Regions from separate parts of the Homo sapiens genome. Here region 2 is linked to region 1. Evidence: read pairs that join two places in POLR2A ChIA-PET (ENCODE). Cell type or tissue: MCF 10A. All regions are shown on one strand. Links, peaks and the distances in the headings refer to the core of each region. The heading gives the core; the rest is flanking DNA.

Region 1 (8,061 bases), core at 1,653-6,652:
TGAGCCGTACTGGTCGTAGTGGCCCCACCCTACAAGGATGCCCTTCCTACAGTATTACTGATGGCTGTCTAATCCGGTTAGCTCCCAGTCACTACACCCCAGCCTCCCAGCGCCTGCAGGTGGATTGGGTTATCCTCACATTTGAGTGAAACTCCTGCACACCAGACACTGAATCGAGTTGTCTGGGAGCATCTAACTGCAAGTTATGTCGATCCGAGGAAGGGGGGTACTGATATTACCCCTGCTTTCCATAGCAAAAAGCTGCTTGCCTCACAGTTGGTGTCCAGTGTATTCAGTGACTGGAGCTTATGTAGGTTAAATAACTCATCCCAACTCACACAGCTGGCTATAGTAAGGGCAAAATTCAACCCCCAGTCTGTCTCAAGACTCAGGCTCACAATGTTGGTCTTATTGCCCACCTGTGCAGGAGCTTCTCGCAGACTGTCTCGAAGTCCTCCCACTCTAGAATGTTACATAAGCGCTTTAATTTTTTTTTTTTTTTTTTTGAGATGGGGTCTTGCTCTGTTGTCTAGGCTGGAGTGCAGCGGCATGATCTCGGCACACTGCAGCCACCGTCTTCCAGGTTCAAGCGATTCTCCCACCTCAGCCTCCCGAGGAGCTGGGATTACAGGTGCACCACCACCTCCTGCTAATTTTTGTAGTTTTAGTAGAGACGGGGTTTTCACTATGTTGGCCAGGCTGGTCCCGAACTCCTGACCTCAGGTGATCCACCCTCCTTGGCTTCCCAAAGTGCTGATTTTACAGGCGTGAGCCATCGCGCCCGGCTGCTTTAAATTCTTTTCTTCCTTTTTTTTTTTTTTTTTTTTGAGACAGAATCTTGCTCTGTCGCCCAGGCTGGAGTGCGGTGGCACGATCTTGGCTTACTGCAACCTCTGCCTCCCAGCTTCAAGCGATTCTTCTGCCTCAGCCTCCCAAGTAGGTGGGACTACAGGCGTGCCCCACCACACCTGGCTAATTTTTGTATTTTTTAGTAGAAATGGCGTTTCACCATATTGGCCAGACTGGTCTTGAACTCCCAACCCCGTGATCCGCCCACCTTGGCCTCCCAAAGTTTTGGGATTACAAGGATGAGCTACTGCGCCCGGCCTACTTTAAATTCTTAATAGCTATGTGAAGTGCATAGTGATGTCATGCTCTTTTAGTAGATAAGGAACCAGAGGCTCAGAGAAGTTAGGCCACTGTCCCAGGTTCACACAGCCTGTAAGTACCACAGTGGAATTTGAACCCAGTCCAACTGATGTCAAAGGCCAGAAGCCATTTGAGTGAAGGCAGGAAGATTGCTTCATCCAGATGGGGTGAGCCCTGTCTGAGTTCCAGTCCCTTCTGGTGTGGGTCACAACCCCTGCACCTCTTCCTTCTCCAGTGGGGAGAGTGGTAGTTATGGATGATTAAAACTGAAACCGTCTCCCAGCTGCAGGGCTGCCATGTTGCCACACTTTCCTTCCCCATCTCCTGTTGACTGAAGCAGTATCACCAGCAGCCCTGACAGAAAGGTTCTTCTGGGTTCTCAGTATCCCTCAAAACTCAGCTACCCTCTGGTGGTGGCCACCATTTGGTGACTCACCCTGGTGATGTCATGCTATTCGTGACTGAGCCACTGCTCCAAGTCTTAATTCGGGCCAGTCCTTTTGAAGGCAGGTGCTGGGGCTGGGCTGTGGATGGAAAAAAGGGGCCTGGTTAGGGTTTCATTTGGACTCTAACACTGTCATAGAAACCCAGATTCAGGCTGGTGAACCTGATGCACAGCTAAGGCCAAACAGTGGGAGATAGAGAAAGGTTTATTTGATTTGGCCAAAGTGAGAAGGCGGGAGAGCAAATCTCTCAAATCCCTATTAACAGAAAAAAAGCAGCAGGGTGGCTTACACCTGTAATCCTAGCACTTTTGGAGGCTGAGGCAGGTGGACTGCTTGAGCTCAGGAGTTCGAGATCAGCCTGGGCAACATGGTGAAACACCGGCTCTACAAAAAAAAAAAAAAAAAAAAACCAGGCATGGTGGCATGTGCCTGTAGTTCCAGTTACTTGGGGCGCTGAGGCAGAATGATCACTTGAGCCCAGGAGGTCAAGCCTGCAGTGAGCTGTGTTCATACCACTGCACTACAGCCTGGGTGGCAGACTGAGAGCCTGTCTCAAAAAGCAGCAGGGAGTTTTTAATGTGACTAAGGAGTGACGGAGGGGGCATTTCAGGGAACCCAGGGTAAAAGTCTGTGTTTCTTCAGTCTCAGATAACCCCTTGAGCCACCAGACTTCTGGGCATCAGCAGCTGGTCACAACGTCCTTCAAGGCATTCATTCCTGCAATTTTTTTTTTTTGAGACGGAGTTTTGCTCTTTTTGTCCAGGCTGGAGTGCAATGGCGGGGATCTTGGCTCACTGCAACCTCCGCCTCCCGGGTTCAAGCCATTCTCCTATCTCAGCCTCCCAAGTAGCTGGGATTACAGGCATGCGCCACCATGGCCAGCTAATTTTTTGTATTTTTAGTAGAGACGGAGTTTCACCATATTGGTCAGCTGGTCTTGAACTCCAGACCTCGGGTGATTCACCCACCTCGGCCTCCCAAAGTGCTGGGATTACAGGCATGAGCCACTGTGCCTGGCCTGCAATTTTTTTTCATGACCACAAAGTTACCTCTTCCTGCTTGACCAAGAAACAGCACATCAGCAGTTTATATTGTGGGAACAAGGAATATTGGGCAAAAAGTGAGTGGTTAGCACGTGCAAGCAAGCATCGGCCTGATCAGAATTTTTTTTCTTTTTTTTTTTCTTTTTGACAAGGTCTCATTCTGTCACCCAGGCTGGAGTGTGAAGGGGTGGGTTGCCCCTCCACACCTGTGGGTTTTTCTCGTTAGGTGGAACGAGAGACTTGGAAAAGAAAGAGACACAGAGACAAAGTATAGAGAAAGAAAAAAGGGGGCCCATGGGACCGGCGTTCAGCACACGGAGGATCCCCCCAGCCTCTGAGTTCCCTTAGTATTTATTGATCATTATTGGGTGTTTCTCGGAGAGGGGGATGTGGCAGGGTCATAGGATAATAGTGGAGAGAAGGTCAGCAGGTAAACAGTGAACAAAGGTCTCTGCATCATAAGGTAAAGAATTAAGTGCTGTGCTTTAGATATGTATACACATAAACATCCCAATGCCTTGAAGAGCAGTATTGCTGCCCGCATGTCCCACCTCCAGCCCTAAGGCGGTTTTCCCCTATCTCAGCAGATGGAATATACAATCGGGTTTTACACCGAGACGTTCCATTGCCCAGGGATGAGCAGGAGACAGATGCCTTCCTCTTGTCTGAACTGCAACGAGGCATTCCTTCCTCTTTTACTAATCCTCCTCAGCACAGACCCTTTACGGGTGTCGGGCTGGGGGACGGTCAGGTCTTTCCCTTCCCACGAGGCCAAATCTCAGGCTATCACATAGGGAGAAACCTTGGACAATACCTGGCTTTCCTAGGCAGAGGTCCCTGCGGCCTTCCGCAGTGTTTTTTGTCCCTGGGTACTTGAGATTAGGGAGTGGTGATGACTCTTAACAAGCATGCTGCCTTCAAGCATTTGTTTAACAAAGCACACCTTGCACAGCCCTTAAGCCATTTAACCCTGAGTTGACACAGCACATGTCTCAGGGAGCACAGGGTTGGGGGTAGGGTTACAGATTAACAGCATCTTAAGGCAGAAGAATTTTTCTTACAGAACAAAATGGAGTCTCCTATGTCTACTTTTTTCTACACAGACACAGTAACAATCTGATCTCTCTTTCTTTTCCCCACAGGAGTTCAGTGGCATGACCAGGGCTCACTGCAACCTTGATCTGGGCTCAAGTGATCCTCCTACCTCAGCTTCCTGAGTAGCTAGGACCACAGGTGTGCACCAACCACACCCGACTAATTTTTGTAGAGATGAGATCCCACTATGTTACCCAGGCTGGTCTTGAACTCCTGGGCTCAGGTGATCATCCTGCCTTGGCTTCCCAAAGTACTGGGATTATAGGCTTGAGCCACCGTGCCTGGCCTGTGATCAGAATTCTCATTTTTTTAGTCACTAAAAATGCTGGGGGGCACTCCATTCTCCATTATGTGATTAGTTCACATTGCATGCTTGTATCAAAACATCATATATACCCCACAAATATATACAAAAAACTTTAAAATTTTAAGTATTAATTGCTCAGGAAAAAATTAAAATGCTGGGGTGCTGAAATCTCAAGGGCCCCATTACAAAACTCCTTAGGAACCTCGCCCTCTCTCTGCTGTAAGGACTGGTTCCAGAATGAGAGAATTTAAAAGACATTCCCCCCCCAAAATGTTCATAATGTCACCCCGGAAACCTGCGAATATGTTATATTACATGACCAGGGAGAAGTAAGGTTGCAGATGGCAGTAAGGTTGCTAATGGGCTGACCTTAAGATAAGGAGATGATCCTGGATTATCTGGGTGGACCCAATGTAATCACAAGGGTCCTTAACTGTGGAATAGTGAGGTGGCTGAGTCAGAGGCAGAGTGATGCAATGACTGAAAGACTTAACCAGCCATCACCGGCTTTGAATACGGAAGACGGTCATGAGCCAGGGAATGCAGGCAGGCTCTGGGAGCTGAAAAAAGCAAGAAAATGGATTCTCCCCTGGAGCCTCCAGAAGGGATGCGGTCCTGCCAACCCCTTGTCAGTGAGCCATTTCAGATTTCTGACTTCCAGGACTGTAAGAAAATAAACTTGTCTTGTTTTCAGCCACCAAGTTTGTGGTGATTTGTTACAACATCAGTAGGAAACTAATACACCTCCCTGCTCCTGTTTATAACTTCGTCCCTGTCCTAAAATCCCAGCACCTGGGAGTATTCACGGCTATCCATGGACTGACCACACCCCAGCCTGGAGTTCAGTAGTGGACCCATGGCACTGGCCAGGTTTTCCATCTCTTCTGGGTGGAGAGTGGGGAGCAAGCAAGACGAAGCTCAAGTGGAGCCTGGGAAGGAAATTTTCAGGCAAAATGAGAAAAATAATGGCCAAGCTGTGAGTTTCTCAGTATTTGTTCACCCTGATTCCAGTGCCAGTCCCCAGTATTTTGAAGTCCCACACCTTATCTATTCTCAGGAAAGTAGTTCTGGTGGAGTTGAATCTACTGTATCCTTAGGTTTGGGTGATTTAGGGCTAAGCCTTTCAGCACAGCCATCCCTCTGGCCATAGTGATTGACTTGGGCTAGCCCTTGACATGATATGGGCCAATGCAAGTCAAGCCTAGGACTTTATTTTCTTGTTGGGTGGAGGGGATTTTCTGCTTTTCCCAGGACAGAAATCAGAAAGGGTCCTGGACTTAACTTACACAGGCCAGTAAATTCCTTCTTTATTTAAGCTAGTTTAAATGGTCTATTGCTTCCACCAATGATACACCCCAGGATATTTCCTAACCGTCCCCCCCCCCGCCAGCACTTTGTTATGAATTATGAAAAAAAATTTTTTTTTAGACGAGTCTCTTTCACCCAGGCTGGAGAGCAGTGGTGTGGTCATAGCTGGGCTCAAGCAATCCTCCCACCTTAGCCTCCTGAGTAGTTGGAACTACAGGTGTGCCTCACCACATTCCACATAATTTTTAAAAATTTTTTATTTTATTACTACTTTTTGAGACAGAGTCTCACTCTGTTGCCCAGGCTGGAGTGCAGTGGCGCGATCTCGGCTCACTGCAACCCCCCGGGTTCAAGCGATTCCCCTGCCTCAGCCTCCCGAGTTGCTGGGACTATAGGCGTGTGCCACCGTGCTCGGCTAATTTTTTGTATTTTAGTAGAGACGGGATTTCACCATGTTGGCCAGGATGGTCTCGATATCCTGACCTTGTGATCCGTCCACCTTGGCCTCCTAAAGTGCTGGGATTACAGTTGTGAGCCACTGCACCCGGCCTGATTTTTTTATTTTTTGAAATTTTTTATAGAGATGGAGTCTCACTATGTTGCCCAGGCTGGTCTCCACCTCCTGGGCTCAAGCGATCCTCATGCCTCAGACTCCCAAGGTGCTAGGATTACAGATGTGAGCCACTGCATCTGGCCATGAAAATTTTCAGTATATAGCAACCTGAGAAGCTTTTGCTCAGGGAAGCTTGCGATCGGAAACTCACTTGAGGGCAAAATGGAGGACAGATTAGAGAGCGTGGGGGTGGAAGCTAGTCATGGAGGAGGTTCTCGTGTTAGCTTATGAAAGCTGAGAACCAAACAGGAGCAAGGGATGGAAAAGACAGATGGGAGTAGGATTCACCTGGACTTGATCCAAGATGGTGGTTTTGATGAAGTGCGTAGGATGGAGGGTGGATGCACATGTTTCCGCCTTGGCCACCTCAATGGACAGTTAAGGCAGTCCTGGAGGTAGAAAATGCTGGAGGGAGATTGGAAGTTTAAGGAATGGTGAATTCGGATGGGCCATTCTGGATATTCTCTTCAGGTTGGACATGGGAGGTGTGGAAGTAGTCATGAAGGAAAAGGTACTAGGTGAAATTACCGTAACAGCTGCCACCCTGGGCTTGTCTCCATCTGGTCCCTATCACACTATTGACATCTTGGCTGCCAGCTTGTTTGGACCCCACTCAACGCCTCTTGCAGGTAGCTATCTTGTTTTTTTTATTTTTTGAGACAGAGTCTTGCTCTGTCAACAGGCTGGAGTGCAGTGGCGCGATCTTGGCTCACTGCAACCTCCGCCTCCCGGGTTCAAGCGATTCTCCTGCCTCAGCCTCCTAAGTAGCTGGGATTACAGGCATCCATCACCGGGCCTGGCTAATTTTTTGTGTGTTTTTTAGTAGAGATGGGGTTTCACCATATTGGCCAGACTGGTTTCAAACTCCTTACCTCAGGTGATCCGCCCACCTCGGCCTCCCAAAGTTCTGGGATTACAGGCGTGAGCCACCGCACCTGGCCAGCAATCTTGTTTTTGAAGTCCCCTTTACCTCACAGCCTGTGGCCTGGCATGGATTAAAAGTTTGAGTGAGTATATGAGTATTCAAGATGGAAACTTGGGACACCCTCCCTTTTCCTTTAGAGGCCCTGGGAGAAAGTGCCGCAGTGAAGGGGACTGAGGAGGAATTATTAGGTAGGAAGAGAACATGGCAGAAACTAGATCAGAGAGGTGGGAAGTAAAGGGAGGAGAGAATTTCAAAGACAGAGAGTGCACAATCTATCTGTCCCATGGTCCAGGGACTCCGGTATGGCTCAATGAGTTAGGGAGGTGATATGGCCTCTAGTTCATTGCATTTCCCCTCCCAGTTAGCTCTGTGACTGGCAACCACAAAGAGAAATCAGACAGAATCACAAGGCCCTGCCCTGATGCTGACATAAAAGGTAACTGGCTACGTTGTCTATATAATCAGAGGGTTGAGGGGCCTCAGAGTGTAACTGTGGGGCATTAAGTGCAACGTGAGAGACCAAAGGTCTTTTCTTTTTTTCTTTTTTCTGTTTTTCTTTTTTTTTTTTTTTTAGCCAGAGTCTCACTCTGTCGCTAGGCTGGAGTGCAGTGGTGCAATCTTGGCTCACTGCAAATTCCGATTCCCTGGATCAAGCAGTTCTCCTCCCTCAGCCTCCTGAGTAGCTGGGATTACAGGCACACGCTACCACGCCCAGCTAATTTTAGTATTTTAGTAGAGATGGGGTTTCACTATGTTGGCCAGGATGGTCTCGATCTCCTGACCTCGTGATCCAACCACCTCAGCCTCCCAAAGTGCTGGGATTACAGGTGTGAGCCACCTTGCCTGGCTGTGAGGGACCAAAGGTCTTTTCTCCTGGGTCACATCCAGCTCTGGCCCCTGCCAGCCCTCCCCATTTCCATTTCCCCACTGGATACCCAGGGAGGGCTAAGTAAAGACTCGGGTTTGCTTTGAAATAAAAGCACATGCTGGCCACAGATAGAAAGGCGGGGAGACTCCTTTAGCAAATGTATGGAGATCCCAGTGTGCCGGACCCCAGGCTGAATGCTGGGTTTTCTGTTCTCACAGCCAGGAAAGCACAGATGGAGGTAAGAGGTGAGGAGAGGGACAAAATGATCACCTGTCTTCTACTCATGAGGCTTTCTGGATCAGGAGGA
Region 2 (8,061 bases), core at 1,156-6,155, 410 kb before region 1:
ATAATATATATATATATATATATATGTAGGTAAAACACTATTGCAGATCAAACTCCAAGGTATTTTTCAATTCTATATAAAAGTAGTTTCATGAATCATGGCCAAATGTTCCCATCTTGCTTCACGGAATTCTCGATTTTTTTTTTCAATTGAGAACCCGAAATCCCACAGGTCTTTACTGCGAATTTACACATATTCCCTTCACCTCCCAGGTTCTTTTCATTATTAACAAATTTCCTCTCTTTCCTTTAAATCCTACGCTCTAGATATGAAACTTAATCTCATCCAATGACAAGTATGTGAGATAGGGAGAGGCCAGATTTTACTTCCAGACAAAACCGACACAGCAGAACTAATTTTGATCAGTGACTTTTGGAAAATGTGCACTATCTTTCTGATCAAAATCAAAATTTTGTTTAAGGAAGAGATGTATCCAATAGTACAAAAGATTGTATCTTAGACATTGTCCTTCTCTAACACATATAGCAAAGAGAGGAGATTCATCTTTGAGCATACACTAAAGCACAGGAAATTTCTCCAACTAGGTATTTTTATTTTATTTTTAGACTTTTTTTTTTTTTGATATGGAGTCTCACCCTGTCACCCAGGCTGGAGTACAATGGCGTGATCTCAGCTTACTGAAACCTGTCTCCCAGGTTCAAGTGATTCTCCTGCCTCAGCCTCCCAAGTAGCTGGGATTACAGGTGTGTACCACCATGCCTGGCTAATTTTTTGTATCTTTAGTAGAGACGGGGTTTCACTATGTTGGCCAGGCTGCTCTCAAACTCCTGACCTCATGATCCGCCTGCCTCGGCCTCCCAAAGTGCTGGGATTACAGGCATGAGCCACTGTCCCCAGCCTGACCTAAAATTTTACTAAGACATATCTCTACTGAGGCTTAATTTAGCCCTCAAATTCTGTTATGGTCCAGAGAAAACTGATGAAAAAAATAATAACAATAACGAAAAGAGAAGACTCTTTGGGACAATTTACATTGTATTGATCATGGCTTTTCCTTAAAGCATGAAATACAGCCTCCATTCAACATGTCTTTTAAACATGTTGTCAAGAGGAAGATGTCTTTATCCAGGAAAAATAAATTGGAAATCAAGAGAATCCTATTAGAATAAATCAAAAGCAATGCAATTCTAAACTTAGTGGATATGGATCTTGCCTGTGCTCAGCTTCAACCAGTTGATTAGCAGGAAGAGTGGGAACCACAAGTTCTTAGACGTGATAAGTACATGTTTACAAATATCCCCTTCTGAGGATTTATAATTGGGTTACAGCTAATCAATGTCCACCCCAAATCTAATAAATTCACTTTCTCTATTTCAGAATCAATACTTTCTAATAAGCAAAGGGAATAGGAGAGGAGGGAAAAACAATTCCAATCCAAACTACCAAATTTCCTAAGAAATTAAATTCTTTTCATCATTTTACTCCTTCCATGTGGAGCAGCAGGAAAATCAGCCAAGGCCTCAACTCACTACTCTCTGTCATCACAGGCAACTGAAATTTACCACCCAAGCTGCCTGAAATGTGACTGGAAAATGACAACATAAAGTCTTCTCCTCCTGCCAGCACTCCTACCCAGGGAGTTTCTAAGGTGGCAGACTGGGAGAACTACAGAACTCTAACAAAACTTTTTCCTTGGGTCTCAGAAATTAAGCCTATGCTCCTAATTTTGAAAGTAAAATATCGGCCGGGTGCAGTGGCTCACGCCTGTAATCGCAGCACTTTGGGAGGCCAAGGTGGGCGGATCACCTGAGGTTGGGAGTTCGAGATCAGCCTGACCAACATGCAGAAACCCCGTCTCTACTAAAAATACAAAATTAGCCAGGCATGATGGCTCATGCCTGTAATCCCAGCCACTCAGGAGGCTGAGGCAGGAGAATCGCTTGAACCTGGGAGGTAGAGGTTGCGGTGAGACGAGATTGCGCCACTGCACTCCAGCCTGGGCAACAAGAGTGAAACTCCATCTCTAAGAAAAAGTAAAATATCTGATTGGTAGAGCAGAAAGTTGCAGCAGATCAGTAATGTGAGTGTAATCTGTACATTCTCAAGCACTTTTTTCCTATTTCACAACCATCCCCCTCCTTCCCAGAGGAGAGAACCACCATCAGCTGAGAAATTGCAAGGCATAATGGAACAAGCAACCAGCAGAACTGAGATTAGAACACAGGTCTCCCAACCAACTCGGTGACATGGACAAGTTACTGTGCTTCTCAGTTTCCTCACAAGTAAAACAAGAGGATTGAACCAGACTATTATCTAATGATTCTCTCAGCATCACTGAAATACCACAAATATATAAAAAGCACCTAAAGCCCTAGTTTAGGCACTATAGGATTAAAGAGAGGAAACTCCAGACTTGATTCTCTGGGAGCTCATAATCTACTGGCACAGACAGACACATAACAACCCATAGTGCAAAGCAAATCATGAGAAATAAATGGAGTAGAAGTACAAAGAAAATGCTATGGGATAATAAAGGAGAGAAAGAAACATTCTGTGACTATGCTATGACCCCTGTTGATCCAAGCTTTTAAATCCTTCTGGCAAAGAAGCAAATACAGCAAAGGCACAGTAATCCCACAGAAATGTCAGTTTAGGCTTTAAGGCAGTGTCTCAGACATAAGACATAGACAAATTATAAAAAAGAATCAGGCAACTTTTCAATACTAATTTCACCTACTATCAAACTTACAAATGGTTTCAAATCCCCTCAACTGAATGGTAAATCAATGAAGGCTTTTATTCCTAAACCTGAAAGACTGTTAGTCACGTGAGCTGCTGTCACTTCTCTCTGGAAGATACAAGTTATACAACTTTTTTTTGTTTTTTGAGACAGAGTCTCACTCTGTCACCCAGGCTGGAGTGCAGTGGTGCAATCTCGGCTCACTGCAACCTCCGCCTCCTGGGTTTAAGTAATTCTTGTGCCTCAGCCTTGTGAGTAGCTGGGACTACAGATGTGTGCCACCACACCCAGCTAATTTTTTTCTTTTTTTTTTTTTTTTTTTGGAGACGGAGTCTCGCTCTGTCGCCCAGGCTGGAGTGCAGCAGCGCCATCTCAGCTCACTGCAAGCTCCGCCTCCTGGGTTCACGCCATTCTCCTGCCTCAGCCTCCCCAGTAGCTGAGACACCTGGCTAATTTTGTTGTATTTTTAGTAGAGACGGAGTTTCACCATGTTAGCCAGGATGGTCTCGATCTCCTGACCTCGTGATCCACCCGCCTTGGCCTCCCAAAGTGCTGGGATTACAGGCATGAGCCACCATGCCCGGCCTTTTTTTTTTTTTTTGAGACAGAGTCTGGCTCTGTTGTCCAGGCTGGATGCAGTGACATGATCTCAGCTTACTGCAACCTCCACCTCCTGGGCTCAAGCCATCCTCTCGCTTCAGCCTCCCAAGTAGCTAGAACTATAGGTGCGCGCCACCACACCCAGCTAATTTTTTGTATTTTTTATAGAAACAGGATTTTGCCATGTTGCCCTGGCTGGTCTCAAACTCAAGCAATCCACCTGCCTCAGCCTCCCAAAGTGCTAGAATTGCAGGCGTGAGCCACTGCACCCAGCCTTAGGTTCACATTTGTAATGGACTGTCACCAAGTATCACCCTCTCTTCACATTGAGGCAAACAAAAACAATGTTATAGCTAGATGCTAAGGTAAACATCCTAAAATACTTCAACCAGTATAGAAGGAAAAGAAGAGAAGAAAAGAAAAAAGGAAGGGGAAAGAAGGAAAATGAATAAAAGTAAATGTGCACACCAGGCGTGGTGGCTCACACCTGTAATCCCAGCACTTTAGGAAGCCGAGGCGGGCAGATCACATGAGCTCAGGAGTTCGAGAACAGCCTGGGCAACATGGCAAAACCCCGTCTCTACTAAAAATATGAAAATTAGACAGGCGTGATGGCGGGAGCCTGTAATCCCAGATACTCGGGACGCTGAAACAGGAGGATGTCTTGAGCCCAGGAGGCAAAGGTTGCAGTGAGCTAACATCACTGCATCCAGCCTGAGCAACAGAGCCAGCCCTTGTCTCAAAAAAAAAAAAAAAAAAAAGAGCGAAACAAAAGTAAATAGTTTAGGGGGAAAAATATGTACAGATCCGACATTTATTCACTCATTCATTCGACAAATTTTTTTTGAGTACCTTTTGGGCACAAGCACTGGGAACACAGCAGTAAACATGACAGAAAAGATCCCTGCTCTCACAGAATTTTCATTCCAGTAGAAGGGAAACAGACAACAAATAAGATAAACTGAGACAGTGATAAGGGCCCTGAAGACAAATTGCAAAGGGGACTACTCTCAACTGAGAGATTAAAGTAGGCCTCTTTGAGGAAATGGCACTTGGGCTAAGATCTGGAATAACAGGAAGAAACCAGGCAAGTAAAAATCTTGAGAAAATTGTTCGAGATGGAATGTCAAGTGCAAAGACCTCAAGATTTGAATGCACTTGGCGTGTTCAGGAAACAGAAATGCCACCGTGCCTAAACAGAGCATAAACATTCCTTTTCTGAAATGTTTTTGTAAAGTTTATTAAAGTGGGTCTTTTGTGTTTGTGAATTTTTTTAATATATAAGAAGAATCCAAATATCCATCAGCAGTAAATGGGACAATTATGATACAGTCATACAATAGAATACCACATAGAAATTTACAAGAGCCTATTACTGATACATGAAGCAATGTGAGTAAGTTACATAGAAAATATTGAATGAGGGCCAGGCGCGGTGGCTCACACCTGTAATCCCAGCACTTTGGGAGGCCGAGGTAGGTGGATCACTTGAGGTTGGGAGTTCGAGACCAGCCTAACCAACATGGAGAAACCCCATCTCTACTAAAAATACAAAAATTAGACGGGCATGGTGGCGCATTCCTGTAATCCCAGCTACTCAGGAGGCTGAGGCAGGAGAATCGCTTGAAGTCAGGTGGAGGAGGTTACAGTGAGACGAGATCGCACCATTGCACTCCAGCCTGGGCAACAACAGTTAAACTCCATTTCAAAAAAAATAAAAATAAAATAACAACCAGAGTCTATTTAGCTCTTATTATGTACCAGGCACTGTTCTAAGCACTTTATATATATTAATTCATTTTATCCTCATATCAACCCTATGATCCAGAAAGTTTACAATGAGAAAACTAAAGCATGAACTGGAAAAGAAAGAGAGAAAAAGAGAGAAAGAGAGGGAGAGAGAGAAAGAAAGAGAGAAAGAGAGAAAAGAGAGAGAAAGAGAAAAGAGAAAAAGAAAAAAAAAAGAAAAAGAAAAGAAAAGATGGGCCAGACTGGTGGCTCATGCCTGTAATCCCAGCACTTTGGAGGCCGAGGCGGGCAGATCACCTGAGGTCAGGAGTTTGAGACCAGCCTGACCAACATGGAGAAACCCCATCTCTACTAAAAATACAAAATTAGCCGGGCATGGTAGCACATGCCTGTAATCTCAGCTACTCGAGAGGCTGAGACAGAAGAATCGCTTGAACCGAGGAGGCGGAGGTTGCAGTGAGCCGAGATTGCACCACTGCACTCCAGCCTGGGCAACGAATGAAACTCCATTTCAAAAAAAGAAAAATTGAAAAGAAAATAAACTTGTACAGATAAGTGAGTGTAGGGACTCAAACCCAGGCAGCCTGATATTAGAGTTCCTGTTCTTCTCCACTATGCTATACTGTATCTCAAAAGGCAGAGGAATGAGCAGGAGCAGAGTCATCTATACATAAACAAAGCTGAGGGCCTACAGAGAAACTGTGAAGAGGTTCTAGGTGAGTAAGGGGGAGTATGTACTCATGGGCTTTAATGAACAAACTGTGAAATGTCTAGATATCTTGAGTAGCCACCACTCTAGTTTGTCAGTGGATGAAGGTGCCATGGTAGAAAGTAAAAGATAATTGTCTGATGTAGATACATCTGTCTGTAAATGTAGGTAATAGTAAAGTGAAACAGACAGAAATAGACAAATTCACAGGAATGGCAGAAAACTTGGAGGGAAAAACAGGAGAAGAATCTGAGTGTCTAGTCAAGTTGATAGATGTATCCAACATGGTAATTTTTTTAAGGATAAAACACCCTAATGTCCACTACAGGATTTAATTGATTTTTTTTTAAACTCTCCCACTATCTTTGAGGATTTTTAATTTTTTTTCACTATTTTAATTGAGTATAGTCAGTGTTCTGAGGATAATTCTCCCTCAACTTTATAATGAATAGAAAGATACTATAAAACAGGACAGAAAAAAGAAATGGAAAACAAGTCAACTAAGAGTCTGTACAATCCTCAGCTTAGGAGGGAGTATGTTTTAATACTGATGAGCTGTGATCCCCTATTTCAGAATCTCCTGGGGTGCCTCCTAAATATGTAAATTCTTAAGCCTTCCTACCATTCTATTGAACCAAACTTTTTTTTTTTTTTTTGAGAGACAACCTCTCACTCTGTCACCCAGGCTGGGGTGCAGTGGCATGATCTCGGCTCACGGCAACCTCCGCATCCCAGGCTCAAGTGATCCTTCCACCTCAGCCTCCCAAGTAGCTGGGACTACAGGCACACACCACCACACCTGGCTAATTTTTGCATTTTTTTGTAGAAACGAGATTTCGCCATGTTGCCCAGGCTGGTCTCAAAACTCCTGAGCTCAAGTGATCTGCCCACTTGGCCTCCCAAAGTGCTGGGATTACAGGCATAAGCCACAGTGCCTAGCTTGGGTCTACATTTTTAACAATCACTCCAGATCAGTGATTCTCAACTGGTGCAATTTTGCCTCCCAGGGGACATTTGTCAATGTCTGGAGACATTTTTGATTGTCACAACTGGGAGAGGAGGTACTACTGGCACCTACTAGGTAGAGGCCAGGGATGCTGTTAAACATCATACAATACTCGAGGCAGCCTCCCACAACAAAGAATTATCCAGCCCAACATGTCAATATCAAAGAGGTTAAAAAGCCCTGCCCCAAGTAATTCTGATGACCATTAAAGTTTGAGAAGTACTCATCCCAGCCTTAAACCAGACTTGGAAAAGGAAGGAGTATCTAGACAGATGATACTGAGAGAATAAATGAAACCTCTGCAGTCTCTAAAAAGGGCGTTGAAGCAACACTCACCTTATCACATATCATTCTCCCCACATTAAATCACACTTCCTTTGGGACTGTAGCCCATTTCCCCATATGTGAAAGAAGATCACTACAAGACACACTGACTATAGTATCCACAATACTTAGTGATGGAGATGAAAATCTTATGTAGCTATCTGTCCAAGAGTTGTGGCTAAGTCAAAGAAAATATTACCATTATCTGACCATGAGCCATTCACCCAATATACAAAGGAGGCAACACGTTTTTGTTTTGTTTCATTTTGAGACAGTGTCTCACTGTGTCGCCCAGGCTGGAGTGCAATGGCACGATTTCAGTTCACTGCAACCTCCGCTTCCTGGGTTCCAGCAATTCTCCTGCCTCAGCCTCCCAAGTAGCTGGGACTACAGGCGCATGCCACCACACCCAGCTAATTTTAGTATTTTTTTGTAGAGTCAGGGCTTCACCAAGTTGGCCAGGCTGGTCTCGAACTCATCTTAAGTTATCCGCCTGCCTCAGCCTCCCAAAGTGCTGAGATTACAGGCATGAGCCACCGCACCCAGCTGAGACAACATGTTTATATCAAGCCAGCAATAGTCCCCTACCCTGACTTTCCAGTAAGTCTCCTGTCCTGATCTCCTAAAAATTCCCTAGTTTCTCTAGATACAGGGTTTTTTAAAAAACCTTTACGCAAAAGTTACCTGCTCCCTAAGCCTCTCTGCAGGACCTAACATACTACCTGGAGGTAAACATTAGCACTATAAGAACTTAAGGAGAATGCAGTTTTTCTATCTCCAAGCCCCAGCCCTTCAAGCTATCTCCTAATATGCCTCTCACTTTCTTTTTTTTTTTCCTTTGTGAAGAATGTGGGCATCATTCTTTCTTCTTTTCTAAAAGCCCCAGGTATTTAGCTCACTTGCTAGATCACATCCTACTGTTCCACATGGTTCCTTAGCACAGCTTCTTTCAGTAGCATGGGACAGGTTCCC

The links. Peaks named below come from ENCODE experiments on the same cell type or tissue, not always from the same donor. Only the 100,000 strongest peaks of a DNase experiment are listed, where the experiment ranks them.
Region 2: POLR2A ChIA-PET joins it to region 1 with 5 read pairs; 2 of 35 experiments call an interaction of 5 or more read pairs at or near these places.

Annotation. Positions count from the first base shown.
Region 1 is chr10:102,451,557-102,459,617 of GRCh38, forward strand. It overlaps C10orf95-AS1 (C10orf95 antisense RNA 1), which reads left to right. Exons shown (of 3, transcript NR_038938.1): 3 at 3,781-4,737. Among named protein-coding and RNA genes, the nearest start is that of C10orf95, 4.0 kb to the left of the region's middle. RefSeq lists enhancers at 2,825-3,413, 3,414-4,001, 4,002-4,591, 4,592-5,179, 5,180-5,768 and 1 more. In MCF 10A, for the core only: no CTCF peak of the experiment used is centred there; DNase peaks (open chromatin) are centred at 2,625 and 4,535.
Region 2 is chr10:102,041,088-102,049,148 of GRCh38, forward strand. The region is part of intron 1 of ARMH3 (armadillo like helical domain containing 3); the gene reads right to left. Among named protein-coding and RNA genes, the nearest start is that of ARMH3, 11 kb to the right of the region's middle. In MCF 10A, for the core only: no CTCF peak of the experiment used is centred there; no DNase peak of the experiment used is centred there.